Regions from separate parts of the Mus musculus genome. Here region 2 is linked to region 1. The links are chromatin loops, found by intact Hi-C in ENCODE. Cell type or tissue: heart. All regions are shown on one strand. Each heading gives the region's core, and the rest is flanking DNA. Links, peaks and the distances in the headings are about the cores only. Region 1 holds the start of Laptm4a (lysosomal-associated protein transmembrane 4A). Region 2 holds the start of Wdr35 (WD repeat domain 35).

Region 1 (8,338 bases), core at 261-8,260:
AACCCGAGGAACTTCCACTCGATTTCCCCCAGTGTCTATACTACAGCCCCGTACAGGACAGATCTTCCTTTCTCCACCATGTCATTGTTTGGACTGGCTGACTGGCATTCCCTCACTGGATGAGATGCTATCTCATGACTCAGAGGCTCTTCATATGTGTCAGTCCCGCTTGTCTTCTTTTGAGAAATGTCTACTCAGCTGCCTCCTTTTAAATTTGACTATCTGCTTTTGCTGTTGAGTTCTCGATATACTTTAGGTATTAATGTCTTGGGATAAAGTTAGAAGAGGCCTGCCATTTCTCTAGGCTGTCTGCTCACTGTTGAGATTCTCTGCAGCTTTTCAGTTTGATGTAACCCTGTATGGGTGTTTCTTTTGTTGCCTATGCCTTTACACTGTTAAATAACAATTTCTTGTTCAGACTATCCTGGTTGCGGGTGTGTGTGTGTGTGTGTGTGTGTGTGTGTGTGTGTGTGTGTGTGTGTTTCCTCTGGTCAATCCTACAAGTCACCTGGGAAGAGGGACTCTCATTTGAGAAAATGCTTAAATTAATTTCTTGTTCAGACTATCCTGGTTGCGGGGGTGTGTGTGTGTGTGTGTGTGTGTTTCCTCTGGTCAATCCTACAAGTCACCTGGGAAGAGGGACTCTCATTTGAGAAAATGCTTAAATTAGATTTTCCTGCCGTCAAGTTTATAGTTCATTTTCTTGATTAATGATTGGTGTGGGAGGGGAGGGCCCAGCTCACTAGACATGGTGCTACTGGACAGGTGGTCCTGGGTGCATAAGAAAGCAGGCTGAGGGCTGAAGAGATGGCTCAGTGGTTAAGAGCACTGACTGCTTTTCCAGAGGGTCTGAGTTCAATTCCCAGCAACCACATGGTGACTCACAACCATCTGTAATGGGATCTGATGTCCTATTCTGGTGTGTCTGAAAACAGCTACAGTGTACTCATATACATAAAATAAATAATTCTTTGAGAGAGAGAGAGAAAGAGAAAGAGAGAGAGAGAGCGCACTAGCGAGCGAGCACAGGATGAGCAAAGCAGCAAGCAGAGCATTTCCACAGCCTCTGCTCCAGCCTAGGTTCCTGCCCTGACTTCCCCTTTATTATGGACTTGTTATGTGCAACTGTAAGCAAAACAGTCCATATCTATTTTTGTTCCAGGCCTAGGCTGTGTTGCTTATGACAGATTTACATTTTGAAACTGGACAGTGTGATACTTCCATCTTTTGGTCTAATGCTTTTAGTTGCTTTTAGTCATGGTGTTTCATCACAGCAACAGGAACCCTAAAACACAGACTTTTGTCAGTGCTTCTCCTATATTCTCTCCTAGTAGGTTAGTCTCAGCTTTATACTCAACTATTTTGTAATATTTAAGTTGGCTTTTATTGAGAGCAGGATCTAGTCCATGCCATTTTCCTAGCAGTATTCACTACAGAAAATGCGCTTGCTCAAATGTGTATATCTAGCACTTCTGCTGAGAATCACCTGGCTGTGGGGAGTGTGGGTCTATTTTTGGGTTTTCTATTCTTTTCCATTGGTCTCTAACTATTTCTGTATTTCTGTACCAGGCCTAAGCTGTGTTGGTTATGATAGCTTTACATTTTAAAACTGGACAGTGGGATACTTCCAGCTTTGGGGGTTTTTGTTTGTTTGTTTGTTTGGTTGGTTGGTTGGTTGGTTTGGTTTGGGTTTTTTTGCTCAAGACTTCTTTGGCACAGCCCTGAGTGGCTCCACTCACCTTTTAGGAACTGTTTTCTCCTAGTAAGTGAAGGACAACATAACAGGTACTACCTCACACTTACAGATCGCTTTGGGTACAAAGCATCTAACAATACTAGTAGTTCTGATTCGTGCCTACGGGATCTTTTCATTATTTGTGACCTGTTCAAAGCCTTCACGGATGTTTTATTCTCATCATAGACTAGATTTTTTCACCTCTGGCTAGTTACTCGCAGAAGTGTTTGTTTTGCTTGCTTTGCTTTTTTAGCTATGACACAAGCGCTTTCCTAACTTCTTGTTCAGGTAGTCCTCACTGGTGCATAAACACGCGATATTTGAAGTTGTTTTACTACTCTTTAAATTTACTAATTCTCAGATTATTTTCAGTTTTCAGGATTTTCTATATATTTGATTGTGTCATCTGCCAATACAGAGCCTTGATCCCTCCTTTCCTATCTCTAAGTTCTTCATCTGTTTCTCTTAGCCAACTGCTCTGGCTATGACTTTTCTTTTTTTTTTTTAAAGATTTATTTATTTATTATATGAAAGTACACTGTAGCTGTCCTCAGATACTCCATAAGAGGGCATCAGATTTCGTTATAGATGGTTGTGAGCCACCATGTGGTTGCTGGGATTTGAACTCCGGACCTTTGGAAGAGCAGTCGGCACTCTTAACCACTGAGCCATCTCGCCAGCCCCTGGCTAGGACTTTCAATACTATGTCGAACATAAATGTTGAAAGGAAGCAATGCTGATTTGGTTTCTGATCTTAGAGAAGAGCTAATTTGGTATGATGTTAGCTGTCAGTATTATCTGGCTGGCTTTTATTGTGTTGTATATCCACTTTAAGAATACTTTCAACCAGTATGTATGTGGATATTTTGCCTGCATGCCTGCTAGTTAGTGTACCACTTGCATACCTGATGCCTGGAAGAAGCTAGATGCTGTCTGATCCCTGGAACTGCAGTTACAAAGTTGTAAGTCACCATGTGGGTATTGGGAATAATCTCTTATCCACTGGGTCATCTCTTCAGCTCCACCTTTTTCATGTGAAAGGATGGCAAAATGTATTAACTATGTAACTGCAGCTACTGAAATAGTCCTAGGGATTTGGTTTTCTCTCCCTCGCACTCTCTCTCTCTCTTTTTTTATACCATTTTTAAAATTTTATTTAATGTCTGAGTGCTCTGCTGCATATACATCGGCCTGCATGAAGAGGGCATCAGTTCCTCCTATAGATGGTTGTGAGTCATCATGTAGTTGCTGGGAATTGAACTCAGGACCTCTGGAAGAGCAGCCATTGTTCTTAACCACTGAGCCATCTCTTACCAGCCCCTGGATCTCTATTCTGTGTATATATTCTGTGTATATTCTGTGTCTGCCTTTACTGACTTGCATGGGCTGAACCATCCTTGCACCCTTAGGAGGAAACCCACCTGATCCTGAGGATTTACTTTGTGATGTGATGTTGAATTCTGTGTATCGGGGTTTTATCGAGAATTTCTGCACTGTTCATCAGAGATACTGGCCAGGACTAACGGGTGAAAGGCCTCTGTGGCATGAGGATGTCTTGACTTCTTCCTAACACTATGTTACTTAAGGTTAAAACATCCATGACAAAGTCCACCTTAGGTCTATAATGTGAGTTCCAGGACATTCTACACAGAGAAATCCTGTCTCGAAAAAACAAAGAACAGAACAAAAATATGCATTTATATCATAAAGACTATTTCTTGAAACAGGTTTTTTAATTTATGAGTTATTATGTACTTGAGTTCATATCTCCTTAGAATTAAAAAAAAAATCTGGCTTCAAATGATAAAGAAGTAAACTTGAGGAATGTAGAAATGGAAGCCTGAACTCACTCTAAAGTCACGTATTACTTATGCACTTCTTTCACATTTAAACTATTAGATGCAAACTCTTCAGGTTTGGTACCTCTGGTTCTATGTCCCCCAGAACTATTATTCAATACCAACCATTAACACTTAAGGGTTTGGTTTGGTTTTAGAGCTATCATCCTATGTAGCCTAGGCTGGCCTATCACCAAGGCTGAGTTTGAACTTCTGATCTCCTGATACCACCTCCCAAGAACTTATATTATAGGCTCCATTCAATTAATCCTTTGACATACATGATGGTATGTAAAAAAAAAAAAAAAAATCAATGTTAATTCTAGATTTCAAAGGTTTCAATATCAGTCACTGACAGAGTGTCCCAGACCAGCAGGAGGAAGGGCTGTGCCTCCACGTTTCAAACACCACAGAAAGCATCATAAATGCAGGCCTTGGTCCAGACAACCTGGCGGCTCATTATTCTCCCACACAGGTCCAGACATACTGTCCCCTGGAATCAAACAGCAGTGCTCATGACAAAGTGGTGAGGAAGGGAACAATGGCAAGGCGGAAATAAAGAGGAAAGGTCATTCGAGCTGTTGTCAGCTTATGTCTCTGCTATGGCAATGGAATGCAGAATTTGGACGAGACCTCTTTATTTGGAGGCATTATACATGATACTGTTTTCATCTCCTAAGTGCACCCCAACTAGCAGAAAGTATGTTTTCACACTACTGTAGAACTAAGGCTTGTACACTTTTTAAAGTCACCAACAATAACATACTAAGCAAAACAAATGTTCTCCTCCTCAATGTGATAAGAATCTGCATCACTGTGCCCCTTCTCCTCTGTGACTCTAAGTTCCACTTCCCTGGCTGTGCTCCTAAGTTCTCTGTAATACCATCACCATCAAGGGATGATGTCATGACCAAAGTAAGCAGAGCTAGAACCTACCATGCAACAAGTAGTAAGAATACTGAAGGCATGTAATATGGGCCATCTATCATCCCCTTCCTATGTTCCTCAGAGCCCTTTACACTGAAGACAGGCAATAAGTCTCTTATATGAATTAAAACAAACCAACTGAAACAGTTTACAATATTCTAAGCTGGAAGTTGATTCAAGACAGCATCTTTTCAAAGGCGGGTGTGTGTGTGTGTGTGTGTGTGTGTGTGTGTGTGTGTGCTTTTCACACCAAGAGCTTCAGTTGTGCTACAGATTTAGAACTCTCTCAATCCCTCTGTTAAAAACAAAACAAAAACCTGGGGGGGGGGGGAGGGCACGCTGGAGTAGCTAGGAACACTAGTTGCTGTCCTGGGTGCAATTCCCAGCACTTATAAAGGGCTTCAAACCTTTTAAGATGAAAAAAAACACCTCTTCAGTCATTCAGATATATTGGCAGCATTTCTCTATACTCTTTGTTAGTCGGAGTTTTTGATGCTGTGGCCTTTGTTTGAGGGAACTCAAAATGCAGATTGAAAAACTATAGCAAGGACTTTTTTCCTAATTTTAGTTTTTGTTTATTTTTATTTCACTGTGTGGGTGTTTTGTCTTCATGTTTGTGGTAACTTGTGTGCAATGTTTATAGAGGCCACAAGAGGCTAGATTCTCCTTGGACTGGAGTTGCAGATGGGTGTTAGCTGTGTAAGAGGAGGGATGGAAGAAGAAACAGGAAGATGAAGTTTTCAGGCAAGAATCCCAGGTGCCAATCCTATTTGCTTTGCTAAGTTCAATGAAGGTCATTTTCTGGGAGAAAGCAGGGAGGTAAGAGGACGATGGGGAAGACAAGAATTAATCATTTAAGAGAATGGAAGATGGTGAAGGACAAAGAAATGAAAAACCCATACTCTTAACAAAAAGGAAAGCAACAGAAAGTGAGATATACAACCCAACTGATTGTCAGTAACTAGTCCAGGTCCAGAACTACAGCTCAGGTAATGTATGCAGGAGGCAGTTTCTTAAAGAAAATGTGATGGAATTAATTCTACAGAAGCAGTAGGGTGACTCTCTGAGTACAGAAGTACTGAAAACGTGAAAATAACCTCATCGCAAGCATACCAAACCACATTCAAGCTTTCCTGGGGCTCTTCTCTAATGTACATAAGGATACAAGACGGAAAAAGCTGCAATCCTGCAGAGGTCTGATAGTCCCCTGGGGTGGGCTGGGAAGCCATCTGCCTGAGGAAGATTTTCATCTGGTGTTCTGCCAAAGTTACTAATGACTTCAAGATACTGGGCGGGGAAGAGTAAAGAGAAGGAAGAGAGGACAGGGGTACGCCTCTCCCTCCTTTGCTCTTCATGTAAGTATCAGAAACTGCACACTAACTCCACTTCCTACCCTCACCCCCCACCCCCACGACGAAATTTCAAAAGTCATCCAAGTGGTCACGCCAGCAAAACATGTTCCTCAAAGCTTCGGCAAAGTTTAATTGCTTAAAACTATCTTTAAAAAATCACGGGTTTGGAAATCGCAACAAATAAGTTCATATGAACAGATACTGGGAACTAATTTTTTTTTTAAGTCACAAGACTTTCTGCCGAATATGGAACCAACAAGCCCGTCCATCTGCTGTGACAGAATCACACAGATCCTGGAGCCCAGAAAATGTCAGTAAGGACATAGCAGGCTTTCAATAAACATCTCTTCCAAACCAAGGCGGCCTTGGGATGAAAACCCACCTGACAAGGCAGGGAGGGGGTGTAATGAGGAAAATCTGACCCACTGTAAATTCTGGCTAACGTCTAGACTCAAAACAGAGACCTCTGGCTACATCACCGAACGCCTCAACAAAAACTGCAGGAGGCACCCGAACTGGATTTCGCTTTCGATTCGGACAAAACGTCCGAACTGGCTGCATAACTGCGGGACAATAATTGTTTCGATGGGGGGGTGGGGCGGGATGAGGGTTGCGCACTTCCCGAACCCGAAATGACGATCCTATTCCCATCCCCTCCCAAATCCTGGGGAGCCCCATCTCGTAAAGCCTCAGTTCACAGTTAAAAGCACCCCGAAAAGTAGCGCCCCAACAACTTTCACGTCCCCGCCCCCTGCCCACCAGGCCCACTTGTCGCGCAGGCGCACTGGCCTGGTGGAGCGGCCCTGCCAGCCAGCCCTTACCATGTACCAGGTCCCCAGGATGATCGTCCCGGTGCGGACATGGCAACAGCCGCAGCACCGGGTGCTGTAGAACCGGTCGCTGCGGCTCCGTTTGAAAGTCATGGACACCATCCGGAACCTCGCGGGCCTCGTTCTCGCCCAGGCCCCTGACAAAAGCTTTCGGCCCAGCGGTTCAACCCAGACGACTCTACGACGGTGTCCACAGCCAAAGGACGCGTCTTCTGGCCCGCCCTCGGCCCGGGCCCTTGCCAACTCCTGTGCGCCTGCGCTCTGGGCGCCCGGCGCCGCTCTCGCGGGACGTCGGCTCGGAATCTCTCCCTCCGCCTTCTGCCACATACAGACCAACGAAGAGCGGAAGGCCGGGCTACCTGGCTTCTGATTGGAGAAGATGTGGAGATTGAAACAGATCACGCCCAATCAAAAGTTCAACTCTCTCCGGCGCTGTTTGACCGCGGTGCGCGTGGCTGGGCTCGCTGTCGGGGGCTGTAGGAATTGAGGGTAACTCGGTAATTCACCGTCTCCCAGACGAGCTCCGCAAGGAGGAGAAGGGTGAAACAAGACGGAGTTGGTGGCAGACAGCGGGCACGGAGATTTTTGGCGCTGTCTTTCGCCACGTTGTCTTTGTCACTGCGAGGCCCACGTGACGTATTCGTGCTCTATTGTTGGGCCTGTCGGGGCGTGCCTGCGGGAAGGGGCGTGGCTACCATTCTGGCGTGGCCCTCTAGGCTCAGACCAGAAAGGAGGGCTCGCAAGTAGGCTAAAGGATTGGATTTCTGTCCTTCCCCCATCTCTCTGAAGCCTACTTAGAGGGAGCCAATAAATACCACTGGACTCTGCCAAAGGCCAAGGGATTAAGGAAAATGACAGCATGATAAAGTGGAGAAACCGCTTAGCTGTTGAGTTTATACAGATAATAGTGATTTTTTTTTTCTTCTTGAAGAGAAAGATTGTGAAGGACATTGAAATAGGCCAGAAAAACAAGCAAAAAAAAAAAAAAAAAATAGAGAATGAGAGAGTGTGTCTTAAGTGAGAAACAAGCCACACTTTTCTGCATGCTCTGATGCCAGAGTGAGCCTCAACTTTCTGTGGGATGCTGGACATTTCTACAGCATGTTACACGAGACTCACTGACTCATACCTCTTCTCAGAGAAAGCCATTTGACATAAGTTGGGTGATTCAGTTATCATTTTTACTTCAACAATGGGTGCTTTATATTCACTCTATAGTTCCTTCTAACATCTTATGATCCTCATTAACTGAGTCAAGTTTTTGACTGAATTTATTTTGTATTTGTTTTAAGATTTGTGGCTATCAGCCGGGCTGTGGTGGCGCACGCCTTTAATCCCAGCACTTGGGAGGCAGAGGCAGGTGGATTTCTGAGTTCAAGGCCAGCCTGGGCTATGCAGAGAAACCCTGTCTCAAAAACAAACAAACAAACAAACAAGGCTTGTAGCTACCTTGAGAAGGAATGAAACTGTACCATAGTGTGCAGCTGTGGATAATAGGCATAATCAAATAAACACTGAATAATTTCAAAGAACCTCAAAAGTATTTTGGAAAGAGGAAGGGAAGAGATGTCAGGACAAAATCCATGCCTTTACCATAATTTAAGCCAGTAGACAATGCTAGAATTTTATTAATGAAAATATAGTATATATGAAGAG
Region 2 (8,338 bases), core at 75-8,074, 50 kb before region 1:
GTGACCTCCAAGGCTTCCTATACACAAGGCACACACAGAGTAAAATACTGTTTTAAAGCAGCTCTCCTAATATACCTTTATACAGCATCCAGACAATGATAAGCCCATTTTGATCACTGGTAGTCAACTTCTGATACTGTTCATTCCACGTTACAACTTGAACAGCACCTAGAACATAGAAGAAAAACAATTCAGAAACTCTAAGGTGACTATAATTTGTTTCAAAGCTGTATCTTTATGTAAATGAACACAGGATGTTAAAGATCAATACTTTGTGCATTGTCAGTCTTAAATATTAAAATCTGAATATGAGTATAAGAACTTCATAATATGCCATTACTAATATTACTAATTTTCTGCAACAGTGCAAAATCCTGTTCCATGTGTTCCTCTGTCTCTCACTTCAAAGCCCCTCTCACAGCCAGCTAACAGCAGTGCCACAGAGCTTGTGTGGAGCAGATAAAAGCATGACTACCAAACCGGCCTGACTCCCAAGGAGAAAAGCGTCCTGAGGAGGCCACACTGTCCTCGGGGTACTCATTTGCTCTCTGTCTGTGTGTCCCATCGTTCATTTTCTCTTTCCCTCCCATGCCAATTTCCCATGCTGTTCCAAACCCTGGAGTACATCTTAGGCCTCTAGGTTCTAGGAACTACTGATTTCATTTTCTCATCCTAAATACTTTTTGTGTGTATTTCCTAATGATAGTCTCTTTATAATCCATACTACAAATAAGAAATTAACACTGAATAAATATCATCTAATACAGTCCATTCAAATATCAACTGTCAAAGTGTCCCAAAGAGGCGCTTGCTTTTACAACTCTAGGCTCCCGCCTAAGGCACTTCAGTTCTATCCTTTTAGTCTCCTTTAACTTGGAATCACAGAACAGATCCTTTAAGAGGATAATACATTTATTTAAAATTCCACAGACAGATAACACAATTTTATAATGTAGAAATTAATAGCCAGGGTTTTTCAGATTTATCAGAGATAGTATTTCATTTCTGCAAAAGTGTTAGATAATATCCCAATTATCATATCAGACATACGAATTATGGCTTAATAAAAATGATTACTATCAATGCTATTTTTTTTTAAATAATAGTATTTAATTTAACATGTTCGTTTGACATTTCTCCTTTAAGTAGATGATGACTTAAATGAAGTCAGGTGGTGGTAGCACACGCCTCTAATTCCAGCACTTGGGGGACAGAGGCACAGGATGTCTCTGAGTTTGAGGCCAGCCTGATCTACAAAACAAGTTCCAGGATAGGCCAGGACTACACAGAGAAAACAACAAACAAACAAACCAAAAACTTAAATGACTCACCACTATGACCTTCAAGATTTTGGTTCATGGAAAGGTTACTAGGGGCGGCTAGACCCCTCAGCTTTGAGTCATCTAAAACAATCAAAAAGAAGTCTATGATTAAATATATAGAAGCAAAAGGGTACAAGATTTTGGCATATCTTGAGTTATTAGAAGGGTATGTATATGTGAGATATTATACAAGTTTTTAAGTGTTCTTTCTTCTGACTCATTTTTCTCCTGGTGTAAAGATGAGCAGTAACATGCAGATGCCTTGCAAGACATTGTTCTATCAAAATAAAGGAAAGTGCAAGAAGATTTAGCTCAATGTATTAAATATGCAACCACCATTACTTAATATTCTCCTAAGAGATCATAAGTAGAAATATGAACATACAGACATAAATTAAGATCTGTAAAAACGTATAAGGGACTAAATAGCCAAGACGTTAGAGTCTAGTTTTTACTGTTTCCCAGAATGTCATGGTAATTCATGCACTCATTCATTCATTCATTCATTCAACAAATGGTGATATGTACACTATGTCTAGGCACTATGTGAAATTCTGGCTATAAAATAAACAAAACAGTCTTTTCTCCTTCCAGAAAGCTTGCATTCCATGGGAGTGGGAGGGTCAGACAGTACATACATGCAATTATAATTTGGGAAAGTGGAGGCAAAATAAGAAATAGTAACAGCTGGTTAATTAGAGAGAAGTGGGCACCAGGGCAGCTTTTTAAAGAAATAACATCTCAGCTGAGACGACACGTATGGCAAAGAGATTCAGGGAGTGGGTGGTCTCCTAGGATAGCAAACAGCGACAGAAAAGGCTCTGAATCTTTCAGGAACCAAAAGAGGACCTGTGCAGATACAGAGGGAAATGACCACACATGGAGCTGCAGTGACGGCCACAAGAAAAGGCATGACATATTTGAAGGAAATTACAAGAACTTTACAGTTTATAGTCACTTAGAAAATGTGTTAGACATAAAACAGAACACTTAAAACATTTATTTTAAATATACAAATGTTATGATAATCTTAGGGGTTTGCAGAGATGTAAATGATAAAACTCAATCCTTAAGAAATCTGCTCTCTATGATACTATGAGTGGGCTGAAAAGATGGCTCTGTGTTAAGAACACTGGTGCTCTTTCGGAGGACCCAGGCTCAATTCCCAGGGCCAACATGGCATCTCACAAACATCTGTAACTCCAGTTCCAGGGACTGTGACACTGTCACACAGACACACATATAGGCAAAACACCAATGAACATAAAACAGAAATAAATCATTTTTAAAAGACACTGTAAAAAAATATTCTTTATTCTCAAAACAGAGAAAAATCCCTCAAGTGTTCTCTAAAACCAGCAGTTTTAATTATCTGGCTGCTATCTCAGTAAATTTCTCAACAATATAAACACATGGTCTGGTACTGCACTGAGTAAGAAATGTTAGCTCTGGTATGGTAGTATGCATCTTTAATCCCAGCACTCAGGAGGTAAAGGCAGAGAGATCTCTGAGTTCTAGGCCGCCCTGCTCTACAGAGTGAATTCCAGGAACCCAGGGCTACACAGAGAAACCTTATCTTGAAAATATCCCACAAAACAGTTCTCAAATGTGTGTGTGTGTGTGTGTGTGTGTGTGTGTGTGTGTGTGTGTGTGAGAGAGAGAGAAAGAGAGAGAGAGAGACTTTTTAAAAGACCAAGTGGAAATAAAATCAATCAAGCTGGCATGAGAACAAAAATCTGATAATACTGATAAATATCTTAAAAAAAAAAACAAAAACAAAAACAAAAACAAAAAAACACTTTACCAGTAACTGCTGGATCTGAAAGGCAATAAATAAGGCATCTCCTCGGGAGATGGCTGAGTCAGTAAAGAGTTTGCTGTGCAAGTGTGAGGGCCTGACCTCAGAGCCCCAAAACTCATACCTAACACAGGGATCAGATCACGCTCCTGTAATCTCAGAGAGGACACAGGAGGCAGACACAGATGGAAGTTTTCAGGCCAACTAGCCTGTCCTACATGGCAACTTCTCAGGCCTGTCTCAGAAGACTCTGCCTCAGAAACAGTGACAGGAGGGGCTTGAGAGATGGGTCTGTGGTTAAGAACACGTGTTGTTCTTGAAGAGAACCAGTGGTCAGTTCTCGGCACCTACAAACCATCTGTAACTAGTTACAAAGGAAAAGATCCCATGCCCTCTTCTGGCCCCCACAGGCACTACATGCATGTGACACCATAAAATACGTTCAGGCAAAACACCCATACCATAAGAATAAACCCCTTTAAAAAAATTAAAACTTCATAATGACAAATACCATAAGTAGGTCTCACTAGCCACTAGCCACTAGCCACTGCTTTCTACCAGTTTCACACATCTGTACTGGTGATGATCACTTACCTGTCTGTGTCTCGAGTCTTAAAACTTTCAGTAATCCATCCTCACCGCCACATGCTATGAACCCTTGGTCCTTGTTCCAGGATATACATTTCAGCTTCACATTATTGGGAACAGCAATCTGTAAACACGAATCACAGTGATGCTAGCTTTTCACGAAGGAGTTGGAGGATCTCCATCCAGGAGATATAGACAGGCAAACATCTTCCAAGAAGAAACCTGCCCGAACTTGTCGTAGCCCATGTTACCAATCCCAGCACTGAGGCAGAAGGGTGGAAAGTTGGAAGCTGGCCTGGGCTACACAGCAATATCCTGTCTCAAAAAAGAGCATGAAAAAGGGAGAGAGAAACAATAACGCCCTGCAGCAAAATGAACTATTATGAAAATGGCTGTGGTCTTCTTAAATGTTCTGAGCCCTAGCATTCTGTAAAGAAGTGCACATAAAGGAAGGTGATTGCCAAGGAAGCGGGCGGGAACGGGGTGGGGGTGTCTGAACTGAGGCGGGAACTGAGACATAAATTCGTATCGCTGCTGCTCTTACTTCCTTTCCCACACCACACTTATATTTCTCTCTTAGGGCAGACTGTCATAATCTACCTTCTGGATCAACAAGTAGCAGAGGAAAGACCACCAGCGCTTGGTGATCACTTTTTATCACTGAAAAGAAACTTGGCATGACTGGAATGTGGAAGAATCCTGAGAAAGAGCTGCTGGCTCTGCCAAGGACTACCGGAGCACAGAGACCTGTGAGAGGAGATAGGTGACAGGAAGATGGAGAAGCTGCCTGGCAGCCGCCTGCAGTCCCGGGAGAATGCGGGCACCGGCGGGCTACAGGAATGGAGGCGGCGCGACGGCGGTCCCCAGGAGAAACTCACTTTCTTGCTCAGGTAGAAGAACATCGTGGGAACTCGGAGAAGACGACCCACAGCGGTCAAGGCACGCTAATATATAACGGGTTCTACACCTCCATTTGCGAGCACTGGTGGATCGGAGAAGCTCCCGTCGCCTGGCAACCACCGCCGCCCAGTCGCATCCGGGGCGCTTAGAGAACTTCCGGCGTGGCCTCCCGCCCCGTGTTGGTCGTCGTGCGCCTGCGCGGGCGATGGGGCGGCTGTGTAATTGGTGTGGGGTGAAGTTGATCAGTTCTTCAATGCCTTGGCTTCGAGCCTTTCTGCTCTCAGTTTAGCGATCTGCCATGCGTATCTCTCCCAGCGCCGTCCCTTCATCCCCGCCGCTGTGTTACAACATCACGCTAATAGTCGTGCGTCAGGAGTCAGTATAAGCTAAAGGGAGCCCCTTCCAAAAAAGGTCTCAGGAGTTCTGTGTTTTCTCTCTAACCGCTCCACCCGACCCCGACCAATATTCTTGAAAAGAACGTCAGTTGTTGCATTTGGTAGGCTGGCACCATCGGACAAATAAAAAATGGCAGTGCAGATGTGCATTTTGAGGACTGCCTTCTTTGAGAGAACTACAGAGCCCTCTGAAGCAATTTAGGAGTGGGCACTATTATTTTGCGTTGGATTAGGGTTCTTATGGCTGCGACAAAACACCATGACCAAAAAGCAAGGTGAGGAGCTTGAAAGGGTTTAGTTGGCTTACACGTCCATACTGCTGTTCATAATCTAAGAAAGTCAGCAGGAACTCAAACAGGGCAGTAGAAACCTGGAGGCAGGAACAGATGCAAAGGCCATAGAGAGTTTTCTTATAGAACCCAGAACCACCAGCCCAGGGATGGCCCTCCCCAATCAATAACTAGTTTTTTAAAATGCCGTACAGCATTTCAGATAACTCTAGTTTGTGCATCAAGCTGACATAGGACTAGCCAACACAGAATCCTTAAAACACCTTAAAAATTATGTCAAGGGTCCTTGTAATGGGAGTAATATGACCTTTGGGTCATTAAAGCTACAACTACATTGTGGCGTACCCTCCCGTTTCAAAATATGTGAGGTGTTAGAGCTTTTCTATCCAGAGAGTGATTTTTCTATATTTCTCTTAACTTTTTGTACATCTTCCCTCGTGTGTGCATGTATGTGGAAGCACATGTGCAGACCAGAGACCTACATCATGTACCTTCTTCAATAACTTGCCATCTCATTTTCTGAGGCAGGATATCTCCGTAACCTTGGAACTTACAGTGTGGGCGAGACTGCCCCGCCAATGACCTCCAGCATCGCTTGATCCCCTCTCAACACGGGGGTTACAGGTGCAGCACAGCTAACCAGGCTTCTAGGAGTGCTGGGGATCCAAACACTTGTCCTCATGTTTGCAGCAAGCACTTCACCCACTGAGCCATTTTCCCATGTCCCCATTGTCCTTTGGGGTATCCTGATGTTAACAAAGTTCCCAAATCTAGACATTCAGGTGGATCCAGTCCTGTGGAGGTATTTGGTCTCACCCATTTTTGTGTTATTTTTGGTTTTCCTTTTTAACATAATCTGCAACTATCAATATTGGCTCATATATCCTAGTGTGCACTTCATACAGAAGTGTTAAGTTCCCCACTTGAGTCTTCCCTACCACAAGCACACAACCTTTGAACCCTTTGACTTCAGGCAATTGTCTCACCACATCTAGAAGTTAAGGGTCCAAGTGTTTTTTATTTCAGTGTGGATGTTCCTCAAAATCAAACAACAACTAAAACCTAAAGATAGATCTACCATATTATCCAACCATGTCACTATCAGGTACATACCCAAAGAATCGGAAGCAACATAAAATAGAGATGCCTGTACCCCTGTGTTTAACACCACACCATTTACAATAGCCAAGTGGCACAGTCCATTCATAAATTTAAAAAGTGGCATGTGGGGCTGGAGAGAGAATGTTCAGTGGTTATGAGCACTGACTGTTCTTCCAGAGGTGAGGGTTCAATACCCAGCAACCACATGGCACCTCACAACTGTCTGTAACTACAATTCCAGACATACATGTAGGTTGTGTGAGGACCTGACACCCTCACCACACAAACATACATGCAGGCAAAACACCAATGCAATACAAATAAATAAAGTTTTTAAAAGGTGGCATGTATACACAGAGGATTATTATTCAACTATCAAGAAGAAACAGAAGATAATATCCAGACATGATTGGGATTCTGAAAATGTCACAGTGAGGGGCTGGCAAGATGGCTCGGCAGGCAGAGGCACCCACCTCCAAGCCTGATGACCAACCGGATCACTAGAACACAGTGGCGGAAGGAGAGAAGCCATTCCACAAACCGTCCACCCACACACGTCCACATGTGCTGTGGTGCGTGTGCACCCATGCAGACATAAGCACACGCATGCGCACAAACACTAGCTCAAGCACATGCACACTTCTGTAATCACATTTTCCCCCACTGGTTTTATTTAGGAACTTCTTTCTGTTTACCCTGAACTTACTAACATTTTATGCCTCAACAGAGGCATGAGATTAAATTATTGAAAGAGTATCATCACCATTTCATTCTTTCAGTTTCTCAGCTGTTACATATTCAAAAATTATTCATTCCATTCAACATAATATGCTTGATAGAAAAAAATAACAAGAATCATAAAAACATCAACCATGCCGTTAATGTAGAAAGACGGGAACTTTTAATATATTAGAAACAATACAAACCAAAACAGATCAAGTAGCACAAAATTTACAGAATTGTTTCGTTCTAAAAGTTATGAGCTGCGCTTAAAAAGTGTATGCATTCAGTATATTTTGAGTGAAAAATCAGGCTTATTGACAGTTTTTAAGATAATATTATAACTTGTTACTTATTATATTAATTCTATAAATATGTAATTTTGCCAATTGCATGCTAAAACAAAATGATAGAATTCAAAATTTTTTCTCTTAGCAAAAATCTTAGCACCATAAGTTCATAGCCAGTACTCTTTAGTTGTTCATTTCCATGACATTAATGAATTAAAAGTGTCATATAACATCCACTTAGTCTGTGTAAATTATTTTTAGGTACATGTATTATAATCCCTTGTTTGTAGCTTTAATAATATTCCAGCAAAAAAAAAAAACAAAAATAGTAAGCAATTCTAAATCTCAGTTTAATTAGTTTATCTTTGTATGTGTAAATATTTCATAAAATTTGCACTCTTGGTAGTAAGGCTGGTTCGTATTATAAATATGACCAAGAGAAAATAGACCTAAAGTTTTATGAGTAAGATCATCTTACTAATATAAACAATTTAAACTTAAATGGCTCAAACAGTAGATAACAAAACCTTAAACTTTTCACTCTCTATCTTATTAATGATTTCACAGTCATAGCTATGAGACATTAAACTTGCTTTTAATAAGGGTCTACACATTTATCTCCTTGGAAAACAATATGGTTCTCCAGAAACCCCTCACACTGTTTACCAAATAATGTTAAGCATTTATAATGGCAGATTATTAGCAGGCACATCAGATAGCGTGACAAGAGAATGAGAATCGCATATATCAAGCCCTCCACATTTCCAGGCGAGAGTTTTACACAGTTTAACGATGTACTTGTCCATATTCTGTTACTTTCAACTTCTTCAAAATGTTGTCAAGTGGCTAGATGTTAAGGCCAAAGTGATTCCATTTTACACATTCAAAAACAGAAGCACACTGTCAAAGGCTTCAACACAAAGGAAAATTGTAT

The links. Hi-C counts contacts between places; a loop is a spot of excess contacts. Peaks named below come from ENCODE experiments on the same cell type or tissue, not always from the same donor. Only the 100,000 strongest peaks of a DNase experiment are listed, where the experiment ranks them.
Region 2: a loop joins it to region 1, with 2.3 times the contacts of the local background. A loop is called at or near these places in 8 of 42 quality-filtered maps.

The regions. Positions count from the first base shown.
Region 1 is chr12:8,920,630-8,928,967 of GRCm38, reverse strand. It overlaps Laptm4a (lysosomal-associated protein transmembrane 4A), which reads right to left and starts at 7,661. Exons shown (of 7, transcript NM_008640.2): 1 at 6,674-7,661. The coding sequence starts at 7,009. In heart, for the core only: a CTCF peak has its summit at 5,129; DNase peaks (open chromatin) are centred at 5,797, 6,987 and 7,327; H3K4me3 peaks cover 3,447 bases; H3K27ac peaks cover 2,677 bases.
Region 2 is chr12:8,970,428-8,978,765 of GRCm38, reverse strand. Matn3 (matrilin 3) reads right to left here. Exons shown (of 8, transcript NM_010770.4): 8 at 6,738-8,246. The coding sequence ends at 8,191. It overlaps Wdr35 (WD repeat domain 35), which reads right to left and starts at 4,765. Exons shown (of 27, transcript NM_001159527.1): 1 at 4,587-4,765; 2 at 3,715-3,832; 3 at 1,332-1,403; 4 at 76-168. The coding sequence starts at 4,610. In heart, for the core only: a CTCF peak has its summit at 3,508 (motif pointing left); a DNase peak (open chromatin) is centred at 4,775; H3K4me3 peaks cover 1,605 bases; H3K27ac peaks cover 1,372 bases; H3K27me3 peaks cover 283 bases.